2 separate regions of the Mus musculus genome follow, and region 2 is linked to region 1. Evidence: chromatin loops called from intact Hi-C (ENCODE). Cell type or tissue: left cerebral cortex. All regions are shown on one strand. Each heading gives the region's core, and the rest is flanking DNA. Links, peaks and the distances in the headings are about the cores only.

Region 1 (12,723 bases), core at 1,551-9,550:
AAGAGATGCCACCATTAACTAAGCCATAGCACATCTCAACCAGGTTGTTGAAGTTTTGTGGCTACATGTTCTAGGGTCACCTGTTCCTGATCCCCCTGCCCCTTGTGCAACCTCAATGTCATGATTCTTGAAATTATATCTTTAAAGCTTATGTTCTGGGGTTTTAAAGCTCTGGGAGATTTAAGTAAATTTTTATTCAGATAATCTAAACAATTTTAGATGACTGCCTATGGTTTAAGTAGGGTCAGTTAGCTGTAAATTATGTTACTAAGGGAGATAATAAAATGATTAAAAATACTATTTAAAGTGTTTCAAGGATGGCTGAGAATAAAATTTAGAATTGATCAACTCCTCATTTTTGTTACTAAGTTTATTACTTATCCCCCTAAGTTATAGCCAGGCATCATGATGGCTTCAATTCCAGCATTCAGAGATAAAGGTAGATACAACTCTCTGAACTCCATGGCAGTCAGGGCTATATTGTGATAGCCAATCTCAAAAAAAGGAAAAAAAAGAAAGAGAGAGAGAGAGAGAGAGAGAGAGAGAGAGAGAGAGAGAAGGGGAAGGGGAAGGGGAAGGGGAAGGGGAAGGGAAAGGGAAAGGGGAAGGGGAAGGGGAAGGGAAGGGAAGGGAAGGGAAGGGAAGGGAAGGGAAGGGAAGGGAAGGGAAGGGAAGAAAGGGAAGAAAGGGAAGAAAGGGAAGAAAGGGAAGAAAGGGAAGAAAGGGAAGAAAGGGAAGAAAGGGAAGAAAGGGAAGGGAAGGGAAGGGAAGGGAAGGGAAGGGAAGGGAAGGGAAGGGAAGGGAAGGGAAGGGAAGGGAAGGGAAGGGAAAAGAAAGAGGAAGGAGGAAGGACGGAAGGAAGGAAGGAAGGAAGGAAGGAAGTAAGGAAGGAAGGAAGGAAGGAAGGAAGGAAGGGAGGGAGGGAGGGAGGGAAGAGAGAGAGAGAAAAGAAAGAAAGAAAGAAAGAAAGAAAGAAAGAAGGAAGGAAGGAAGGAAAGAGAAAAAGAAAGAGAGAGAGAGAAGAAACTAAAAGAAGAAAGGAAGGAAGGACAGGTAGATATGTTTGGAGATATAACATAGGATATAACATAGGAATCTCCATAGAATTAGAGTACAACTGAACAAAATGAGTTTAAATGTGCATGGGATTCTCAATTACTTAAAAATAGACTTGGTAATTACCAATGATATTAGACAGATTCCCCACTTAGATTTGTATTATGTGGCTGAATCACTAAATATGGATATAGTCAAATTAATAGGATATACCTTCATTCTTTAGCAGTATTTTTGGTTGTTTGACTGACTGATTTTATAACAGGGTATCACTCTATAGCCCTGGGTTACCTGAAACTCATGAAGATCTGCTTGCTTCTGCCTCTCAAGTGCTGGGATTAAAGGCATACACCACCACACTCAGTTCAAATATACTTTGAGTGGGTGTTCCCGAGTGTCACTCTAGAGATAATTCCTGTAGATTTTGCTGAAAGCAATTTCATGGGTTAAGAGAACAGGTAATCTGGCTATTTCATAGTTAACAAGAATATTACAAAATGTGACTTTTATATCAAAACAAACTCTAGAAGTTACCATAGCATATGCTTTTGAGCTGTACAAAGTAAATCAGGGGGTGTTCAGAAGAGCAATTGAATTTTTTAGAACCTCAACAATTTGGCACCTCTTGGCTAACAACATTGTAGCACAGTTTGGCTTGCACTAGAATATCTAACTAGCACTGGCCCCATTTTTTTCTTGCTCTCTTAAAGTCTCAAAAGATGTTCATGTCCTGACAGGAGCCCAGGACCTACCTGCAAGCTTCCTGAGGTAAGCACAAACTCCTCTAGGTTACAGTTTGCTGGACCTTTTCCATTAGCTAAAACATTTTATTTATGTTCTTGGCTCTGTTGGCTCTCTGCTCTAAAGCAGGGGCAGAGCCTGCTATGCCATTCAAGATGAATAGAAAGATGATGAAATCCACTCAGCTTTCCCTCCTTTCCCATTACTATGTTCCAAAGGTATGGTCTGTGCTTAGTAGCATGCCCCTTCCTTCTCTGTGTCTAGCTGAGATCTTTGATATCTAATATCTCAAAGTTCTGCTCCACCAGAACTGTCAGACAGTTGGCTACCTTCTTTTCCATCTACCTTGCACGCCACCACCCCACCCCCCCAACACACACCAATCAAGGTGATTATGTGAGGGTTACCTTTTGTTTTATACATCTTCCAGTCATCCAAGCATGGTAAAGCAATTTTAGATCATTATATAATTTTTCCACAAAACTCAATAGGCTTTTGTAAAATCTGTCATATACCTGGCATTAGACTTAGCATTAAAGACAATATCAAAGATATGTTACGTGGTTCCTGAAGCTTACAAGGATTCTCCTTTTTGCCAAGAAAAAGAGAGAAGGACGGGGGGAGAAAGAGAGGGGGGAAGAAGGAAAAAGAGAGGAGGGGAGACATAAAGAGAGAGGCAGAGAGAGAAAGAGGAGGGACAGAGAGGGGAGGACCAGAGGAGGGAGAGAGAGAAAGAGATAGGGAGACAGACAGACAGAGAGAGAGAGAGAGAGAGACAGAGGGAGAGAGAAATTAGATAATGAGAATTAGAACACATCAGTTTTCAAAATTAAACATATTCAAGCAGTAGTATCTAAATAAGAAGAGATAAATTGTTCAATGTATAAAAATGAGGCAATATACTGGATTTGGGGCCATTTTGACTGTGTGTTTCTTTAATGTGCATAAATAAAAAGCCTCAGTTCTTTTGAATGCCTTCTTTCTTACTCATTCTGATCTTTCGTATGTAATCCGTAAAAGGCCATTGCTCCCTTCATAAATCTTCCTTAATTCAAAGCATAACTCCTAAAGTTCAGAAACTGAGCAGATTAGCTAGTGCTGCCCCTCACTAAAATGGTCAGGGATAAACAACTCCCTGGAGTCACAACTACAGTCAACACAAAAGTAAATCAAAAGTCAGTTATGAGTTCCAATGATTTATCAATGAGATTGTTAATGGTGTGTGTCTGAATTATAGCATTATTACAAACTCTGCGACCAATTGCTACCCCCATTACTTCATAGCAGTTTAAAGCACATAGTATTTTATATACATGTATGCATATTCATGCATGCACATACATATATTTGCATCTATAAACTTGGCATTTCATGATGACATATGTTTTGCCACTAGATCAGCTGTATTATTTTTGGAAACATTATTCTCTTTGCTTGGAAATCATAACCTCTCAGTCAATCTGGTTATGACTTCATACCTTTTATAGCTTTCAGTCTGTATTTTTGCAAAAATCTTATTGTGATTATAAACCAGTTTTCTCTGGTTATGGGAAGAAGAAATAACTTCACATGATGCATCTTTAAAGATGCTTAGAGTTCCTTGTTGGTGTATGATGTGTTTGCGTGAGCACATAGCCTAACAGGTAGGCTTTTAAGCCAAACTGACTGTTGAATCTCAGCTTACTAATTAAATTACAGTTGAGTCATCAAGAACAATACTTTCAAGGTTCTATGGACCCTGGAAAGAAGATTAAGAGTAATTTAAAATGCAGAACACCATTAATTTTATTCATTAGGCATAAATAATTCTCTTACTAACTTATCATTCCTCTTTAGGGGAAAATGGGATCTCCACCTTTCATTTCCATTTTTATACACTGACGTCTTTTTTCATGTAAAAAAAAATCATGTCATTTAAAGTCTCTAGTGATTTGATGCTGTGTTTTAAAACAATGGCTTCTGTACAATTTTAGCTGCATGGAAATCACCTGAGAATCTTCTTGACAGGTACATAGTACTCCAGAGTGTCTGGAGTGGGACTGGGCATCTGCACTCTTAAGCACCAGTTGATGTGTCACAGATCTATCAACAACACTGTGAATGCCATGGCCAAGGCACCAGAACCTAGTCTGCAATCCTCCTCCAATAGCATTAGTGTTCTGTGGATCACATCAGCTTCCTGAGCTTTATATCTCTGGTTACTTTTTCCTGCCATGTTTAGCATTTTCATCCATTACATTGTTTATATTAAAGGCTCACAATTCAGAGTAATGTCCTCAAATAATAATAAGAAGGCATCTTTAGTACAGACTTTGAAAAAGTTCCATACGTAGAAAACTAAAGTATGTTTTGGACACATGCTTATTTATATCTAAGTGGGTTTCATGGGCTCATCCCAAGGTTTCATCCCATTCTGACCACCTGTGTAATTCCCCTGAGCTCCACTCATCACAGCATTAAAAGAAAGTCTGTACCTACTATACAGTCATAATAAGAATATGCTAGCCCATGGTTTTTCAGTTGCCCTGGTTATGGGAAAGTTCTTTATACTGGCAGGCTCTCCTCAAGATGGAATGAAAGTTGTACTAGTCAAAGGGTCAACAAACTTTTCTGAATGGAGCCTGAAAGAAGCAGGAAGTAGTTTCCATTTGTACTGCTAACCAGTGCTCCTTAGTACTTCTAACTCGGGCTGGATGTGGCTGGGAATACTGAACCTATACGATTTTTGGGTTATCTATGTAGATATGAAACAGGATTCTGGATGGGTTTTGTGACGTTTGCATATATTAAGCCCCCACAGAGATGATGAGGAAATGTTGCCAAACTGTCCAGATGTATTCACTACTCAGCAAGTGCCAAATAGGCTGTGTAGCTAGATATGTAGAGCGTTCCTAACATGTTCTTTGAGTAAACACCACACATGCACCAAACCTTTCCTACCACCTTCTGCTCTTCTATTACACAAGATCAAAAGAGATTCATTAAATACAAATTAGGGGACAAATATGGGCTGAGCGATGGCTCCGAGGTGCTTTTATTTGTTGATATATTGAAGTAATAATTTCAGAATATAACCACAAACAAGTACTGCTTGGATGGCTTTGGAGTATTTGGCCCTGTTAGAGGCAAATCTCAGGAAACATCCTATTACTGGAAGAAGCTAAAAGTGTATCCCTCTGGCTCATTATCCCCAAGTATGTCTTTGCACATTCATTCAGAGACAATCATGGACATCCTCTGAGACTGTTGAAGACCCAGATCCTTAAGATTTGGAAGAAGTTACAATGGGGATGAGAATCTGTATGCAAGACACTATTGAGAAACTCCAAAACTCAGTTGGAAGCAACACTAGAGGTCTTTAGTCCAAATTGCGATGCAAAGCTTAAATCATGTGTCTCATTGCTTGGCAGATGGTTACCAACTTGTACTTCAACACTTCCAGGAGTGAGAAATGCAGCACTTTTTAAGATGACCGATGCTTCAATAATGGTTCCAAATGTTTAAACACTCCCTCTGTTCCAGAGCCCAAATATACCTTCCTTAAACACTGGTTCTTAAAAAATGGCTCAGCATTTTTGCTCTATAAAGTCTTCCTCTATTCCATCTCAGCTCGCCCCACATTTTGTGTACATCACATTATTACCCCCATTTCTTACAGCTTTATTTTCATGTCCAACTCTATTCATGCACTGATGTGGGGAGCAGATTTTCAGGCTCCTCAGACCCAAATGTGGCACTAATAGATAACCAAACTATATTGGAAGAAGGACAACTATTGTCTGCAGGATGTGCAGATCATGTGATATGTAATTGCCATCTTTCTCATCAGCCAATAAAACCTCTGACATTTAAAGTGTTGTTAGAAAACCAAAAATCTTCAACACTTCCATAGGAACAGCCTTGTCCCTTGTGTATTAGGTGATAGTATACTCTTTTGAGACCAAACACAAAGTCAATAGAACCCTTTCCTAAAATGTCAGCTGAATAGATCTCACTTGATCTACTCATTGATCAAATGTTTGGAATCTACTCATCTCAGTTAGGTATCAGCTACAGATGATGTTTTTAATTAAATAAAAATGCTGACAAGATAAAGTATGGAGTCTTTTCTATACTGCTTTATATTGGCCCTGATTTACTAACAGAGAGCCCAGACAATAGGAAATGTTCCTGTAAATGTTGAGTTGGGTAGGTTTTCCTTTTTGTTCCATAGCAGACTACCAAGAATTATCAAAAACTGTTCTCAAATCAAACATAATAATCATGGGATTAAAAAAAAATAATGCTAAGTAGAGAAAATCAATCTGGAGTCCAAGACTTTATTCTCATTTTATTTTTGAATTCCAATAATTTTTTGCTACTCACATGATTGTTATTAAAAGGAACCAATGTGAGGTGTGGAAAGATGGACTGTATCCACCTGAGCATTAGGAATCATCATAATGTTATCTGCTGATTCAGTCTACTATCACACGAGTAAAATGGCAAGGATTAGTTTAATAGAACCTGTCTGTATCAAAGTCACAGCCGGTGCTGGTAAGAACCTCAGTTCTCTGTATCTTTCCAAAAGACACTCCAAACTAATATGTCTCTCCCTCGGGCTAGCCATTATTTTATCCTTAAGTCTAATTTTAAGGCATTTCTTCATTGAGCCCACTTCTTTCATTCCTTTAAGAAGAAAAGGGAACCCAGATGGCGTGGCTGACAGTTACTATGTATATGGAATTCCTTAAGCAGTGTGGAGGAGAGTGCCTTATTTCGCAATGCTGATGGAGCCCACCCTTTGCAGGCTTTTCAGTATCTTTGTTCTCCGACGTGTTGAAATGAACGCTAATCGCTTTAGTTATGGAGTAGGGTATCTCCAGATAGCAGCAGATGTCCCTCACTCCCTTCTTTCCAATTTGGGCTGTGCTTTTGAAACTTTATGATAAAAAAAAAAATTAAAACTTAAGGGAGAGTAGGATTTTCTCTAAACATGCCACATCCCCCACTAGACAGCAATGTCATAATGAAAATGATGGTGGAGCTCTATATGAAGTTGGCGCATGGACCATGTTAAATATGTAAAGTAACCTAGTTAGACTTTTTAAACTGACTAACTTCCCCCTTATTTTTATTTATTTATTTATTTATTTATTTATTTATTTTAAGATAGGGCTGGCAACAGTCAGGAAAGTAGAGAAGGAGCTGCCAATCAGCTTCCACCATTCTGATCACAATGAAAAGCACACAGTGAAAAACAACTCCATTTGTTTCAGGCCTCAAACCTTATGATCATTCGGTGATCAAGAATTGATTATCAATACATATTCTCTAATAATCAAGTGCTAACTGTGCATGTGTTTATTTCCACTAAAAAGGACAAATCCCTTCATGAAGTAGAATATAAGAGAGCTGTTCCAGCTTCCCTCGGGTGAAAGATTGGACTTTGTGAACTCGTATATACATTATTGGCCTTTCCTAAGGAATACAATGGATTGATTACTTGCAATGACTACAAAAGCAGTGTTGAACTCTGATGAGATGAAACTGGGAAACCCAAACTGCTTTTAAGAGCCCTAATAGGGACATGTTTAAAATAGTGATACACCTCAGAACTGACTGGCAACCATTCAGAAAGGTCAAATTAAAGGCACAATTTGAAAAGGAAGCCACGATTTTATAACCAGGTTTATATTAATCCCAGGGATCTAAGCAGAAAACTCAGTTTATTCATACTACCCTAATTAAGCCCAAAACACTGGCTAGATTCTAAACTATTTGGTTAACAGTAAAGCCGGAGAGAATTTTCAAATAGTTCTACAAGTTTCAACCAAATGACTCATAAAACTCTAACAGACATGGTCTACAATACAAAAGTCCTGGCATAGAAAACATGGAATACCAATGGATTCTACAAAGTGTGCCGGTAAGGTGCTTAGGGAAATGCTGTTTAGGGGAATGTTAATTGCTATACTCATATCTTTCCACAATACAAGAAGCTGCTAGAAACTGTAAATTTGAGTGTTTCAGGCAGGTGAGTTATGATAAATTGTCTATGAGACAACTCTGAAACTTTATGTGATGGCTTCAACTTAGGAAGGCATTTGGTAGGCCATAGCAGCAGCATTTTGGAGGGGACAGTCACAGGGAAAAAAACACATTCAGACTGGGCAAGACAACTCCCCAGAGACTGGATGTCCAAATTCTCTTGGACCACCAACCAGGAAGCATACACCAGCTGATATGAGGCCACCAACACACATACAGCAGAGGACTACTGGGTTTGTGTTCATTCAGAGATGATGAACCTAACCCTCAAGAGACTGAAGGCCCCAGGGAGTTTAGAGGTCATGTGGGGCTGTCAGGGTGGGGACATCCACGTGGATGTACACGTGGATTAATTAATTAATTAATTAATTAACTCATTAATTTAAAAGAAGGAAGTCTTGTGTTCTATATGTTTGGGACATGAACCTATAAGCCCATTTTCATGGAAAAATCAGGCATCTGTGGCAACTTAATTGTGAACATCTATTATTTTGAGATGCCCCAACATAAGACTTCTGCTCACTTCTCAACTATGGAAATAAAAATTCAGTTTGGGCAAGCCTGTATTGCTATCAGCATGTTCCAGGAACTATTCTCTGCCTACAGCAAAGAACTAGAAAGCCAGGTTCCTGGTCATCTTGAGTAAGAAGACAGGGGAAATGAGAACAGAAAATGTTTGTTACTGATAAAGGTTTAGAAGAACACAAAGTAGGTTCTACATGTAGTGGCTCATAGCTGTAATCCCAGTAACTTGTAGGTTGAAGCACAAGAATTAGGAGTTCAAAACCAGTCTTAGGTAGATAGTAAGTTTAAGACCAGTCTTGGACAGATAAGGCCTTGTCTCAGAAAATAAAGTGATGTGACATGATAGCGTACACCCTAGGGATGTTTGTAGATTGAGAAATTGCTCAGAAAATTATATGGCGTTCTCAACTCCCAAATCATTCCTATCTTGAAGACCATAGTATCTGAGGAGTGTACTTAATTATTGGAATGCTTACTGTGAGTAGACTGTTCACTACTCGAAATGTAGTTAATAGTCATCAAGATGACTCACTCACTGTAGCTTCTGCTACCATCTCCTACTTTCTTAGCCTGCATCCTTCCCATTTGCTATCATCCCTTCTATTCATGACCAGGGTTGAAGGTTCTCATGTGCATGATTCTTTACCATTTGAGTTCACTTCTGGACTGGGCACTCTACAAATGTAGGGAGGGCCCTCACTGGCATTGAATGAGAATTAAAATCTAGAGAACTATGGTCATGGAGTCCTGGGTAAAATGGAAGTGAGTTGAAATTTGAAGAAGAATGTACTTAGATAACCTGTGATCTTTTACTCCAAAATAATTGGGAGAAATTTAAAGTAGTAATAATTCTGGGTAGAACTAGAATGGAGGCTCCAGTAATGGCAAGGACAAGGTCCAACAGAAACAGAATGGGGGGGGGCACCTTAGAGGGTCTGGATTGGTTGAGGACTACTTAAAAAGAGATTAGTAAAAAATAAAATCAGGAATGGAAGTTGATGAAAACTACACAGGACTGTCAGTGTTCAGTGGGGGAGGGGGGCGTGAGGGGGGGGGGGTTGGGGCCAGACTTGGAGAGTGTAGTTGAGCATCTTACCACTTTAAAACCCTTTTTACCCATCTACAGCCAGTGTTGCTTCCTCCTTCTCCCAGTGGCATCAACCTGTACTGCTTTAATGTTTGGCTTGAGTTCAGCTCTTTGCTCTTGAAACACCCTTGATCCTAAGTTCTTGAGTGTGAGCCACCTTTTCTCTTTCCTACCCTCTGTAGATGGACTTCTAACAGTAGTCTACCCTGGTTCTCAACTTCCTCTTATTAATTAAGCTGGGAATCAAGTCTCTGGCCCATTGTTCATTTCTTCTCCCCACTGATCTTTTATACTGCCTTTGTCAAGGTCCCCTCTTTGTGTTTAACAGTTATTTCAACCCATTTTCCTTTACCTGTTGTAATTGGTATAATGAACTCCTCCCTCCTCTTGGAAAAATCTATATTTAGTTCCAAGAACCACCTACTTTTGATTTTATCACTCCTCAGTGAAATCACTTAGAGGCCCCTTTTGTGATGAAGAGCTGCCTGTGAAGGGTATTGGGGAATTGTCATGGTAGATATACCTGTTACAGCATAAGGAGGGCAAGAGGAATACAGAGAAGGAAGCTGATCCACTGCAAGAATGGAACCAGCTGTAAGAGGAACTGCTAATGCTAAAATAACCTCAAAGTTGTCCTATAGACTGAAGCCAGCATCTGGGCATTGGATCTGGGCAACTGCCAGTCACTAGCTATAGGCAACCATCTAAAAGAACTGTAATTCCAGAAAGGGTATAGGCAATGCTTCCAAGGGGTTCCAACTGAGGGGTACTGTCCATCACAGGAATCTTACACTATGCATTCCCAAGCTAGACTCTACTTATACAAGCATCCTCTGGAAAATCTGCAGCTTAAGTTGCCAAACTCAGTGGCAGCAGTGGCATCTGGTCCACTAGTTTGGAGCAGCTATAGTCCAACCTCTACTTCATCTACCTCTTTGTGTATACCATGTCCAAGTATTTCTATGTCCTGTAAATGTTGTAACATTACTATCTAATGCAACTAGCCCTTCTTTCTACTTCCAATGCCAGTCTTCTCATTTGGCTTCTCTATCACCCATCCCCAGTGTATACCAATGAGACTGCTCTTAGTCACTGCACTAGGATACTGTATTACGCAATTTTACTTACAATTACTTACAATTCTTAACTGCTGTCTCACTGAACATGGCCAGGTCTAAACTCCTTAGGAGATTACAGAAGTTCTTTGCTGACCTACCTTATGCCACTGCTTCCCCTCTCCCTCTCCCCCTCCCCTCCTCCTCTCCCTCTCCCTCTCTCCCTCCCCTTCCCCTCTCCCTCTCCCTCCCCCTCTCCATCTCCCTCTCCCCCTCTCTCCCTCCCCTACCCCTCTCTCCTCTCCCCCTCTATCCCCCTTTCTCTCCCTTTCTCCCTCCATTCCTCCCTCCCTGAATTCTCCTTGGATACTTTCCCTTAGCTAACTGGCTCTGTAGTGTCTAACTTACAGACCATAGTCTTCAGAGTATAGAGGGTGACCCCAACACTAGATCACATTCTATTTAGAAGTCATTTCTTCTCATCAAGAGGCAAAGCCCTTGATCCAGAACAGTGATAAGGCAGGCATTTTCCTAAATACCAGGATTAATCCCAGGAGAACACATGCCCTTTGGGGCTTCCCAGCTTTGGCAAGAAGACAGCTCGACCCTGTTTGCTAGGCTAATCCCAGACTGAATGTTGCCACTAAATCCTAACTGAGCAGGACTTATGTACCAGCTGTTAACACTGATACACACTCGGTGCCAAGACCAGGCACCATTCCCCAGGCACTGATACATGCTTGCCTGCTAATCCCCCTGCCTGCTGGAGTGACAAGGAAAGGAGCCAGGTCACCGTGAGTCAGTGGAGAGCAGGCAAAAGCTCTGCCACTGTGAGTGTGCCTGATGGCGAGTGGTATACCATGCTGTGTTCATTCTAACATCAAAGCAGATAGCATCAAGTTATTTTCATTGGCCTTAAGTTCCAAGAAAGCAGTCATTGGTCATTTCTGGACTTGATCATGAAAGAAACAAAGAGGCAGAAAAACTGAGAAAGAAACAGAAAAGGGACAAAAGAAGAAAGCAGAGAGGTGTCAGAATTGGGTTTTTTTCTTTCTTTCTTTCTTTCTTTTTATTAATTAGTTTATTTTTTACACGCCATATTTTATCCACACACACCCCAGTCCACCCCAACTGTTCCACTTCCCACACCTCCTCCCCACATCCAGTCTCCACGTGGATGTCCCCCACCCCCACCCCACCTAACCTCTAAACTCCCTGGGGCCTCCAGTCTCTTGAGGGTTAGGTGCATCATCTCTGAATGAACACAGATCGGGTAGTCCTCTATTGTCTGTGTGTTGGGAGCCTCATATCCGCTGGTGTATTGTTAGTTTTAAATTTTAACTTTTGATGAAAACAGAGCCTTCCCTGAAGACAATAGCTACATTTTGTCTTCAGACTAACAGCGTTGTTGTTTGATCTCTCAGGGGGAACCCAACACCACCAGGACAGCCACACACAGGCACTGAACTCTGCCTCCTGGTCCCTTGGGTAGTGATGGGTGCATATCCTTTGGGGTCAGCAGGACCTGAAGGCAGGATGTTAGAACCACCTTCCCACTGTGAAACCCCTTCCTGGGGTTTCAAGCTTGTCCCTTCTTCACCTCCCTCTTGTACTGAATTCTTCTTTGGCTCGAGAATGTTACCCTAGAAGGGGAGACAGCCCCATAGGCTTCCTCATGGCCTCCACCATTTGCTGTTGTTGGCTGCAAGTCCCGTGCCAGGAGCCAGAGGCTCAGCGAGTGAGGACCCGTGCTCAGCTTACCCAAACAGCAGGCTGCAGGCAGTCAGCACACGCTGGGCAGCTGCCTTCTGCTCCACTGGTGATGACGCCAGCTCCTGCCTCAGATGTGCAGTCGCTTAGAGTGCCAAAGTCCCATCCCCCTCCTGCATCTATACAGAGTCCCCTGGTGCAGGTCATGAGTGATTGGCAGTTTCTTTCTTTCTTTCTTTCTTTCTTTCTTTCTTTCTTTCTTTCTTTCTTTCTTTCTTTCTTTTTTTTTTACGTTTTCCAGTGGATCCATACTGTTTTACAGCCAAATGTCTTTGAAAGTTCTTTGGCAGTGCATTCCTGAAGCATGCTATTAAACAACATCGTCCTCATAAGCTCATAATTGCAATTCCAGGGTCTTTCTTGTTCTGCATTGTCACATCCCTGGAGCAGTAGAGTCTAAAGAGAAAGCATTCCCCAGGCCTTTATCTTCTCAGGACCAAGGGCCTCTCCTCCCACTGA
Region 2 (12,723 bases), core at 2,023-10,022, 90 kb before region 1:
CTGCAACCCTATAGGTGAAACAACAATATGACGTAACCCCAGAGCTCATGTCTCTAGCTGCATATGTAGCCATTATTGGGAAGAGAGGCCCCTTGGTCTTGCAAATTTTATATGCCCCAGTATAGGGGAATGCCGAGGCCAAGAAGTGGGAATGAGTGGGTAGGAGAGCAGGGTGAGGGGAGGGTATAGAGGACTTTTGGGATAGCATTTGAAATGTAAATGAAGAAAATATCTAATAAAATTTTTTTTTAAAAAAACCAAATAAACAAAAACAAACAAACAGAAAACCCAGTAAGGGCACATTACAAACAATGATGATCTCAGACAGTTGTGCCTTGCTTATCTTCATTTTCTGGCTTCATTTAACTGACTACCCAGAGAATACTGGCAGTTGTTTTCATGAACAAGACACTTTAAGCATGCAAACTCCTAAACTCAGACTCTGCCTCTGAGTTTTTCTGGACAACCAAATCCCTGTTCCTGCTCAGTATGAGTGAGCTGAGCTAATGTATCACAGGGGTGATTTAGTCAGATCAAAATACAATCCCATGACATTCATGAGAGCCCCCAAAAATGCTCTCTGCTAGGAGAAGAACTTAGAACCCTTTTCTAGTTTTCCTGAGTCTTACACCAGCCTCAGATAATTCAGCCTAGTCGTTCATTTACTTGTTTTCTCTGGGTTGGCATGTAGTCAGGGCAGCATTCAGATTTTCCTGGATCGGCCTGTCTCAGGCACAAATCCTAAAAACAGGACTAGGGTCCATCACCTATCACCTGATGTCTTAAAGGACAGATTTTCTGTCCCACATACACGTTGAGGCATTTGTCTTTCACAAATACACTGTGCCCAAATTTAAATTCTCTGAAGACAAAAGGCCCAGTGTGGGTGTTAGGCTGTGGTTAGCTGTGCTTCAGCGTTGCTAGAAATGGAAAAATACCCATAAAGAGGCGAAGGAGGGGGAGTGACTTTCAAAGGGGTCTAGGTAATATGACAAATGGTCCATCCCACACTCTCTCCTCTCCTGGCTGTTTTGATCCATCTCCACCTGGTCCCCAGGTGTGCAAGACCACAGAATCCCATTTATGCTGCTTCTGTGGACCAGACTCATTCTGGGCTGCACACCTTAAAACAATGGCCTTATTCTTTCAGGCATTCAAAGAGATCTCAAAGTGCATACATAGCTGCTGCTGCTTCTGCTGCTGCTGGTCCATTGGAAAAATTAAAAAGGAATATGAAATCCCACACACAAAAAAAATGAGAGCCCAGCCCTTCCCAACTGTCTGCAGCCTGTACCAGGATAGTGCAGTTGATGTGAAGTTGTCTCTGCAGCCTGTACCAGGATAGTGCAGTTGATGTGAAGGTGAATTAGCGGAGCACTGAAAAGGAATATGAGCAAAATGAAGAAGTTTTATTTTATTTTGTTTTGTTTTTCTTTGAAAACTCAAGAGTCTAAGCCTAATTGACGATGTTGCCTGAATGGAAAGTTGGGATATTCTTGACTCTAAGACAGCTTGGTAAGAAAAAGCAAGTCCTAGGAAGTTTGTTCTGGCATTCACTATCTCAGGTTTGTAACAAGCAGAGCCCAGTGACAGGACTTTGCATTTCTTCAGCTGAAGAGATACAGTTTTAGTGTGATTAGAAACCGTAAATGGATAGAGCCGGGTGTGCACTGGACTGGCATTCCCCGTCTTTGACTTTTATGGCATTCTAAGACTCAAGGCAATATCTGGATACAATACCTTCAAAATTTTCTGTTCAAAGAATGGGTAAGGGAAACACAGAATTGTGTCTGAGCGGAACTAGAGACATATCACTGTGTACGTGTAGCTATGAAACATGAAACTCAAGAAGATGGAAGACTAAAGCATGGATACCTTGATCCTTCTTAGAAGGCAGAACACAATATCCAGGGAAGGAGTTACAGAGTCAAAGTTCATAGCTGAGACTGAAGGAAGAACCATCCAGAGACTGCCCCACCTGGGGATCCATCCCATAAACAACCACCAAACCCAAACACTATTGCAGATGCCAACAAGGTTTTGCTGACAAGACCCTGATATATCTGTCTCCTCTGAGGCTATGCCAGTGCCTGGCAAATTCAGAAGTGGATGGTCACAGTCATCTATTGGATGGAACACAGGGTCTCCCAATTAAAGAGCTAGAGAAAGTACCCAAGGAGCTGAAGGGGTCTGCAGCCCTATAGGAGGAACAACAATATGATCTAACCAGTACCCCCAGAGCTCCCTGAGACTAAACCACCAATCAAAGAAAACACATGGTGGGACTCATGACTCTAGCTGCATATGTAGCTGAGAATGGCCTACTCGGCCATCAATGAGAGGAGAGGCCCTTGGTCTTGCAAAGATTCTATGCCCCAGTATAGGGGAATGCCAGGGCCAGGAAGCAGAAGTGGGTGGGTTGGGGGAGCAGGGGGAGGGGGGAGGCAATAGGGGATTTTCAGAGAGGAAACTAGGAAAGGGGATAGAATTTGAAATGTAAATGAAAAAATATCTAATAAAAATATATTATCATTTTTTTTAAAAAACCTCTTATCTGTGTCTTCATCATAGAAGAGAAGCTGCATTTTCAAATGCTGGAGGGACTTTTAGTATATTTGAAATTTCATTGTCTTGAAATAGCTAAAATTGTAAGGAGACATTAATAATAAGTGGCATGCCAAAATATGAATTGTATAATTTGAAATAAATGCCTTATATATAGGATTAATAAGGACACTCCATCATCTGGCAGGAGAAGATTTAAAGCACCAGGTTCATTGAAAGGAGAGAAATAATAACTTTTAAGGTGAAAGATCAAAAAAAAAATCTGTGTGTGGTCCAAAAGGTATTTTTAAAAAGAGCTTGCAGAGGTGGTGAGGGCTCCTTAATGTTTCAGAGCTTCACGTGCCAGGTGTGATTAGTCATATCTATGACACAATGAGAAATGCATGAGTAAGAGACATTTTAAATCACCAGTGTTTAATTCTAAGACTCTTGGGAAATATGATGAAATGCCACACTTGGTAATGTGTATTCGTAAGGAGGACTAAGAGGGCGCAGGAAATAGTCTACTGCTTTAAAAATAGAATCACAGAGACTGCTTCAGACAACAGGTTTCCCAACCATCTGTGGCTAAACAGACAGTAGACCTCATAGAAAGCTTAACTAAGACTATTCCACTTTTCTTGTCTCCTTTGTTCAAGACTTGAATAGTGAACCCTGGTTGAGTTGCCTTACTGTGACTTAGATTTCTTTTTCTTATCTCCAGCTTAATGACTCAGTCATAACTTTTAATTTACAAAATAGTTGTACCTTTAAAAAATAGAATTCTTGAATTTTATTTATTTGGTTTTATTTTCTAAATTTTTGTTTCAACGAAATTTCTTTTTTATCCCCCCCCCCCATATACTTCTCCCTCTCAAATTCATGGTCTACTTTTCTTTCTTTTTTTTTTTTCTAATTTTCTAATTATATTTATGTACAGAAGACTTAGTATACATTTAACCCAGTTTAGTGGCGAGTTCTTTAGCTTTTGTCTTTTCCAGCTTGGCAATGTGAGCCACAGACTTAGGGTCCAGGACGTTGCCCCCACCCCCAGTGGCGACGGATCTTGTCATATCTGTCATTGTAATTGGTCCTAGTAGCTTCCACCAGCTTAGCCAGAGCATCCTTGTCTTCCGAGTTTACCTGTGTGAAGGCAACAGTGGTGCATGTCTTCCTGTGGACCAGGCGCCCCAGCCTGGCCTTTCCCTGATGATGCAGTAGATCACCCCCATCTTTTGACACAGGGCAGGCAGGAATCCCACCAACTCAATAGTGTCTACATCATGGGCAATCACCACCAGCTGAGCCTTCTTGTTCTCCACCAAGGTGGTGACTGTATTGACTCCTGCTGAGAGGACAGGTAGTCTCTTAGTTGGGAAGTCCCCTTTTTCAGCAGCTTTCTTCTCAGCACCGGCCAGTAGCCTTTGCTTCTTCTCTTCCTTTGTCTCTAGCCTGTACTTTTGGGCAAGCTTAAGCAGCTGAGTAGCTGTCCAGGGCCTGGGTGAACTGGTTAATGGCAGGAGGTACTTTGAACTGCTTATAGAGGATGGCTCATTGCCACTGTAGCCTGATGCAGCAGGGCCATTTGACGAAGCATGTTAGATCTCTTTTGGGCTGGATGTTCTTGGGCCTTTTCTCAAACAAAGGATTGACCACCTTTTTGGCCTCCTGTTTCTTGACAAAGGCAGGGGGCAGAGGGAGGTCACCTTCTTCACCTTGGCCTTTGGGTATCTTGCTTGGTTGGTGGAGAGAGACTCGTTTTCTTTATTATAGTTATATAAGTAGATAGATAGATAGATAGATAGATAGATAGATAGATAGATAGATACTGAGCAGCCTGCTAAGTCCATTTAGTATTCCTTCTTGTATGTGCAGGATCTCAGGCCTGATCACTTAATATTGAATAACAAGCTATTGGACTCCTTCACGTGAAAGACTGATTCTCCCTCTCTCCCTCTCTCCCTCTCCATATTTCTAGTTGCCTATAGTTCTTTGCCTAAGCATAAGGCCATGAGAACCCCCACTTCTACATTAGCACATCTACTGGTCTTCACTGCTTATGTCTTCTTTAGGCAGCCAGATTGTTGAGCTATCGTAGATGTACCTTTCCCGTCATTTCTAGGAGATACAGCCATTGGCTTTTACAATCTTTCAATTCCCTTTTCCATGATGTTTCCTGAGCCTTAGGTGCAGGCTTATATTTTTCAAAACCTAGTTTTAATAAGGGTCTTTAAATGCTTTAACCTCCTTTCTAGTCCACCACACACCAGAGAGGTAGTGGACGTGTTGATAGGGCAAAGGAGGATGTGGACCTGTTTAGACATAGTTCTTTGGGGTGAATCCAATCTGCATTGTCAAGATACCAGCAGTTAAGTTCACAGTAATCAGCAGCAGCAGCTCAATCCATTTACAAACCCCATACAGGAGTCAGCAATGACAGATTGATTCAGAAGAAACTGTGAGGTTCTGCCAATCATCCCAAAGCAGCAAGAAGCTGCTGGAATACCACCAGACGCTCTTTAGTGGCATTTCTTTCTACGAAGTCATGAAAAGTGATGACCAGCAAAGAGTGGCAAGGTAAACCAATACCACAGAGCATCATCAGTGAAGACTAGGATCAGCAAAGCCCAAGGATGACTTGTAAAGGACGGCAAGGTGAACCAGTACCACACAGCATGATCCACCGTCTGCTGGGTTATCTTCATACCCTTTCCAAATAGTACGTGTTCTCTCAAGCATCTGCTCTAGGAAAACATCACATGCCCTTTTTCCAGGCTGCCTTCAGAAAAGCACTACCCATCTGTTCTCAGCATCTCTTCCCACATGTCTGCTTCAGCAAAGTACATCCACGCATAAGACAGTTTCCAGAAAAACATCACATGACACAACTGACTCTCCAAAAATAAAAGAAATTTCCACTTCACTTGAGTGCAGAGACTGTGTTTAGCATGTATCTGTTGAGGGCTGGGGACTCCGCAATCAGTGGTTCTCTGTATTTTAACCAATTGTGGTTTTCTGTGATGGTCTCTGTCTGCTGAGACCATCTCTGCTGCAAGAGAATCTTCCTTGATAGGTAGTGCAAGATAGACTTACTTGTAGACATAAGGATAAGGATCTAGAATATAACTAGGAATTGTGCTAGCATATTAAAGTAGCAATACGTGGTTATAAGATCTATGACCTCACTAGCCATGGGTAAGTATGTAACTAGGTTTTCAGTACCAGGCATGATGTCCCTCCTCGTGGGCAGATCTTAAGTTCAATTAGATAGCTGTTTGTTACTGCTAAGATTTGAGTGTTACTATTGCCACTGAGTATATCTTGCCATGCAGGTCGTTGCTATGGTTCATAGACCTCATAGCAGGGTAGGACTCCTGGTTCCTTTCCTCCCTTGGCAACTAACACAGCATCTTCCAGTTCTATGAAATTTAGTCCTGGGGAAGAGGCTTTCAGGTAAGATCTAACTTGAATCTTCTGAGTCTTGTGTCTGAAGTACATAATGTTTCAGAAATAAGACTTTACCTTCAACCTCTGGAGGGCAACCAAGGTCAACTTCAATAGCCTATGGTGTTTGGGGAGTCTCTTGAACTAACAACTAAAAAAAAGTTTTCTCATGTTAGACAGTCTATGCTCTTTATGGGGAGCATAATCAGCCCATGTAAGGAATAACATACACTGTTTACACATTTTGACATTGCTGTATAGAAGAATATGTGTAAGTTTTCCTAAAACCATATTTGATGAAGAAACTTTGAGTCTTTGCCACTAAAAAAGTCAGCGATAAGGCCTGGAGAGCTAGCTCAGAAGGTAAGATCACTGACTGCTCTTCCAGAGGACCTGAGTTCAGTTCTCAGCAATCACATTGGTAGCTCATGACCATCTATAAAGGGATCTGATGCATCTTCTAGTATGCAGGTATACATGCAGATAGAGCACTCATATACATTAAATTCATTAAAAGGAGATATTTATTTACTTATTCACTTTATAACCTGCTCACTGGCCTCCTCTCCAGTCACCGTCTCCCACAATCCTTCCCCCATCCCTCTCCACTTCTTCTCTGAGCAGGTGTTCCCCCTGAGTATCCCCTTTGGCACTTCAAGATAAAAAATCTTTTATCTGTCACTTGGTAGTTGGTTTCTGATATCAGCAATAGTGAAATTGCTCAATACTGACTCTGGTACTTCTCTCATACATAAAACATGGCATTTATACACTTGGAAAGACTGAACAATTCATAAAAACAAAATAAAAAAGCACACCTTTATTCTAAAGTACGCATTTTTTTCTCTATATACTTTTGTTTTAAAACATACAACCATCACTTCTCATTGTCTTCAGTGCATCTTTGAATGTAAACCGAATAACCTACCATAAGAGCTTGTTGCTAACACCACACCTCCTTGTGTTGAAGAAGTGCTTAAAAGAAGAAATCACAGTAAACTCAGGTCATATTTTACTGTTTGGGTCAAAAGGTAGATACTGTAACTGTAGGAGAGATCTGAGAATAGTATTACATAAAGGAACTGTTGTTTAAATCATCTGGCCATCTCACAGATGAATATCCACAGAACACACAAGACTTCATCTGTACTGACAGCAGTCACAGAATCTTTATCCTCTAAAGTGTGTCCGTGTCTCATCTTTCTTCCATCTAGAGCTTGCCTTTTCTCCCTTTACACTCAGAACACCAAAGATGGTTTTTGTGTAAGTACACATGACTTCTGGCTTTGTATGTCAATAATAGATTATTTCATCTCCCATCTATATCTAAAAGTGAGCTCCCTGTTAAGCAGTTCTGATTTTTTTCCTGTAATGAGTCATTAAAATTGTTTTCTTATTGATTGATTGACAAGCGAAGGGTGTACCAAATTAAAAGGTTCAAAATAAAAAGTATCCTTCTCAGTCACCATGGTTCCATGACAAGATATAGCCTACATTGCATAACTTGTTTATTTGTCTTATGTGTCTTTTGTGTGCATGAATGTCTGGGTACAGCCTGTGTTCCTGGTGCTACTGGAAGCCAAACAAGGCATAGGATCCATGGGACTTGGGTTAGGAATTCTTGTGTGTCACCATGTGGGTGTTGGGAATTGAACTAAACTCCTCTGGAAGAGCAGCCAGTGCTCTTAGCCACTGAGCCTTCTCCTAGCTCCCGTCCCTTGTCTCTTGGAAATTCTTTTTTTTTTTCCATTTTTTATTAGGTATTTAGCTCATTTACATTTCCAATGCTATACCAAAAGTCCCCCATAGCCACCCACCCCCACTCCCCTACCCACCCACTCCCTTTTTTTGGCCCTGGCGTTCCCCTGTACTGGGGCATATAAAGTTTGCGTGTCCAATGGGCCTCTCTTTTCAGTGATGGCCGCCTAGGCCATCTTTTGATACATATGCAGCTAAAGTCAAGAGCTCCGGGGTACTGGTTAGTTCATAATGTTGTTCCACCTATAGGGTTGCAGATCCCTTTAGCTTATTGGGTACTTTCTCTAGCTCCTTCATTGGGAGCCATGTGATCCATCCAATAGCCGACTGTGAGCATCCACTTCTATGTTTGCTAGGCCCAGGCATACTCTGGCAAGAGACAGCTATATCAGGGTCCTTTCAGCATAATCTTGCTAGTGTATGCAATGGTGTCAGCATTTGGAAGCTGATTATGGGATGGATCCCCGGATATGGCAGTCTCTACATGGTCCATCTTTTTATCTCAGCTCCAAACTTTGTCTCTGTACCTCCTTCCAAGGGTGTTTTGTTCCCACTTCTAAGGAGGGGCATAGTGTCCACACTTCAGTCTTCATTTTTCTTGAGTTTCATGTGTTTAGGAAATTGTATCTTATATCTTGGATATCCTAGGTTTTGGGCTAATATCCACTTATCAGTGAGTACATATTGTGTGAGTTCCTTTGTGAATGTGTTACCTCACTCAGGATGATGCCCTCCAGGTCCATCCATTTGGCTAGGAATTTCATAAATTCATTCTTTTTAATAGCTGAGTAGTACTCCATTGTGTAGATGTACCACATTTTCTGTATCCATTCCTCTGTTGAGGGGCATCTGAGTTCCTTCCAGCTTCTGGCTATTATAAATAAGGCTGCTATGAACATAGTGGAGCATGTGTCCTTCTTACCAGTTGGGGCTTCTTCTGGATATATGCCCAGGAGAGGTATTGCTGGATCCTCCGGTAGTACTATATCCAGTTTTCTGAGGAACCGCCAGACTGATTTCCAGAGTGGTTGTACAAGCCTGCAATCCCACCAACAATGGAGGAGTGTTCCTCTTTTTCCACATCCACGCCAACATCTGCTGTCACCTGAATTTTTGATCTTAGCCATTCTGACTGGTGTGAGGTGGAATCTCAGGGTTGTTTTGATTTGCATTTCCCTGATGATTAAGGATGTTGAACATTTTTTCAGGTGCTTCTCTGCCATTCGGTATTCCTCAGGTGAGAATTCTTTGTTCAGTTCTGAGCCCCATTTTTTAATGGGGTTGTTTGATTTTCTGAAGTCCACCTTCTTGAGTTCTTTATATATGTTGGATATTAGTCCCCTATCTGATTTAGGATAGGTAAAGATCCTTTCCCAATCTGTTGGTGGTCTTTTTGTCTTATTGACGGTGTCTTTTGCCTTGCAGAAACTTTGGAGTTTCATTAGGTCCCATTTGTCAATTCTCGATCTTACAGCACAAGCCATTGCTGTTCTGTTCAGGAATTTTTCCCCTGTGCCCATATCTTCAAGGCTTTTCCCCACTTTCTCCTCTATAAGTTTCAGTGTCTCTGGTTTTATGTGAAGTTCCTTGATCCACTTAGATTTGACCTTAGTACAAGGAGATAAGTATGGATCAATTCGCATTCTTCTACACGATAACAACCAGTTGTGCCAGCACCAATTGTTGAAAATGCTGTCTTTCTTCCACTGGATGGTTTTAGCTCCCTTGTCGAAGATCAAGTGATCATAGGTGTGTGGGTTCATTTCTGGGTCTTCAATTCTATTCCATTGGTCTACTTGTCTGTCTCTATATCAGTACCATGCAGTTTTTATCACAATTGCTCTGTAGTAAAGCTTTAGGTCAGGCATGGTGATTCCACCAGAGGTTCTTTTATCCTTGAGAAGAGTTATTGCTATCCTAGGTTTTTTGTTATTCCAGACAAATTTGAAAATTGCTCCTTCTAATTCGTTGAAGAATTGTGTTGGAATTTTGATGGGGATTGCATTGAATCTGTAGATTGCTTTTGGCAAGATAGCCATTTTTACAATGTTGATCCTGCCAATCCATGAGCATGAGAGATCTTTCCATCTTCTGAGATCTTCTTTAATTTCTTTCTTCAGAGACTTGAAGTTTTTACCATACAGATCTTTCACTTCCTTAGTTTGAGTCACGCCGAGATATTTTATATTATTTGTGACTATTGAGAAGGGTGTTGTTTCCCTAATTTCTTTCTCAGCCTGTTTATTCTTTGTGTAGAGAAAGGCCATTGACTTGTTTGAGTTAATTTTATATCCAGCTACTTCACCGAAGATGTTTATCAGGTTTAGGAGTTCTCTGGTGGAATTTTTAGGGTCACTTATATATACTATCATATCATCTTCAAAAAGTGATATTTTGACTTCCTCTTTTCCAATTTGTATCCCCTTGATCTCCTTTTGTTGTCGAATTGCTCTGGCTAATACTTCAAGTACTATGTTGAAAAGGTAGGGTGAAAGTGGGCAGCCTTGTATAGTCCCTGATTTTAGTGGGATTGCTTCCAGCTTCTCTCCATTTACTTTGATGTTGGCTACTGGTTTGCTGTAGATTGCTTTTATTATGCTTAGGTATGGGCCTTGAATTCCTGATCTTCCAAAACTTTTATCATGAATGGGTGTTGGATCTTGTCAAATGCTTTTTCTGCATCTAACGAGATGATCATGTGGTTTTTGTCTTTGAGTTTGTTTATATAATGGATTACATTGATGGATTTTCGTATATTAAACCATCCCTGCATCCCTGGAATAAAACCTACTTGGTCATGATGGATGATTGCTTTAATGTGTTCTTGGATTCGGTTAGCGAGAATTTTATTAAGGATTTTTGCATCGATATTCATAAGAGAAATTGGTCTGAAGTTCTCTATCTTTGTTGGATCTTTCTGTGGTTTAGGTATCAGAGGAATAGTGGCTTCATAAAATGAGTTGGGTAGAGTACCTTCTACTTCTATCTTGTGAAATAGTTTGTGCAGAACTGGAATTAGATCTTCTTTGAAGGTCTGATAGAACTCTGCACTAAACCCATCTGGTCCTGGGCTTTTTTTGGCTGGGAGACTATTAATAACTGCTTGTATTTCTTTAGGGGATATGGGACTGTTTAGAAGGTCAACTTGATCCTGATTCAACTTTGGTACCTGGTATCTTTCCAGAAATTTGTCCATTTTGTCCAGGTTTTCCAGTTTTGTTGAGTATAGCCTTTTGTAGAAGGATCTGATGGTGTTTTGGATTTCTTCGGGATCTGTTGTTATGTCTCCCTTTTCATTTCTGATTTTGTTGATTAGGATTTTGTCCCTTTGCCCTTTAGTGAGTCTAGCTAAGGGTTTATCTATCTTGTTGATTTTCTCAAAGAACCAACTCCTCGTTTGGTTAATTCTTTGAATAGTTCTTCTTGTTTCCACTTGGTTAATTTCGCCCCTGAGTTTGATTATTTCCTGCCGTCTACTCCTCTTGGGTGAATGTGCTTCCTCTTTTTCTAGAGCTTTTAGATGTGTTGTCAAGCTGCTAGTATGTGCTCTCTCCCGTTTCTTTTTGGAGGTACTCAGAGCTATGAGTTTCCCTCTTAGAAATGCTTTCATTGTGTCCCAAATGTTTGGGTACGTTGTGGCTTCATTTTCATTAAACTCTAAAAAGTCTTTAATTTCTTTCTTTATTCCTTCCTTGACCAAGGTATCATTGAGAAGAGTGTTGTTCAGTTTCCACGTGAATGTTGGCTTTCCATTATTTATGTTGTTATTGAAGATCAGTCTTAGGCCATGGTGGTCTGATAGGATACATGGGACAATTTCAATATTTTTGTATCTGTTGAGGCCTATTTTGTGACCAATTATATGGTCAATTTTTGAGAAGGTCTCGTGAGGTGCTGAGAAGAAGGTATATCCTTTTCTTTTAGGATAAAATATTCTGTAGATATCTGTCAGGTCCATTTGTTTCATAACTTCTGTTAGTTTCACTGTGTCCCTGTTTAGTTTCTGTTTCCACGATCTGTCCATTGATGAAAGTGGTGTGTTGAAGTCTCCCACTATTATTGTGTGAGGTGCAATGTGTGCTTTGAGCTTTACTAAAGTGTCTTTAATGAATGTGGCTGCCCTTGCATTTGGAGCGTAGATATTCAGAATTGAGAGTTCCTCTTGGAGGATTTTACCTTTGATGAGTATGAAGTGTCCCTCCTTGTCTTTTTTGAAAACTTTGGGTTGGAAGTCGATTTTATCCGATATTAAAATGGCTACTCCAGCCTGTTTCTTCAGACCATTTGCTTGGAAAATTGTTTTCCAGCCTTTCACTGTGAGGTAGTGTCTGTCTTTTTCCCTGAGATGGGTTTCCTGTAAGCAGCAGAATGTTGGGTCCTGTTTGTGTAGCCAGTCTGTTAGTCTATGTCTTTTTATTGGGGAATTGAGTCCATTGATATTAAGAGATATTAAGGAAAGGTAATTGTTGCTTCCTGTTATTTTTGTTGTTAAAGTTGGCATTCTGTTCTTGTGGCTGTCTTCTTTTAGGTTTGTTGAGGGATTATCTTCTTGTTTTTTCTAGGGCGTGGTTCTCGTCCTTGTATTGGTTTTTTTCTGTTATTATCCTTTGAAGGGCTGGGTTCGTGGAGAGATAATGGGTGAATTTAGTTTTGTCGTGGAATACTTTGGTTTCTCCATCTATGGTAATTGAGAGTTTGGCTGGGTATAGTAGCCTGGGCTGGCATTTGTGTTCTCTTAGTGTCTGTATAACATCTGTCCAGGCTCTTCTGGCTTTCATAGTCTTTGGTGAAAAATCTGTTGTAATTCTGATAGGCTTGCCTTTATATGTTACTTGACCTTTTTCCCTTACTGCTTTTAGTATTCTATCTTTATTTAGTGCATTTGATGTTCTGATTATTATGTGTCGGGAGGAATTTCTTTTCTGGTCCAGTCTATTTGGAGTTCTGTAGGCTTCTTGTATGTTCATGGGCATCTCT

The links. Hi-C counts contacts between places; a loop is a spot of excess contacts. Peaks named below come from ENCODE experiments on the same cell type or tissue, not always from the same donor. Only the 100,000 strongest peaks of a DNase experiment are listed, where the experiment ranks them.
Region 2: it touches region 1 in a loop (12-fold over the local background); 6 of 42 quality-filtered maps call a loop at or near these places.

The regions. Positions count from the first base shown.
Region 1 is chr4:86,008,592-86,021,314 of GRCm38, forward strand. It overlaps a transcript of Adamtsl1 not described here. Among named protein-coding and RNA genes, the nearest start is that of Adamtsl1, 39 kb to the right of the region's middle. In left cerebral cortex, for the core only: no CTCF peak of the experiment used is centred there; DNase peaks (open chromatin) are centred at 1,702, 5,244 and 6,506.
Region 2 is chr4:85,917,651-85,930,373 of GRCm38, forward strand. It overlaps a transcript of Adamtsl1 not described here and the pseudogene Gm8949. Among named protein-coding and RNA genes, the nearest start is that of Adamtsl1, 130 kb to the right of the region's middle. In left cerebral cortex, for the core only: no CTCF peak of the experiment used is centred there; DNase peaks (open chromatin) are centred at 3,049 and 5,341; H3K27ac peaks cover 1,391 bases.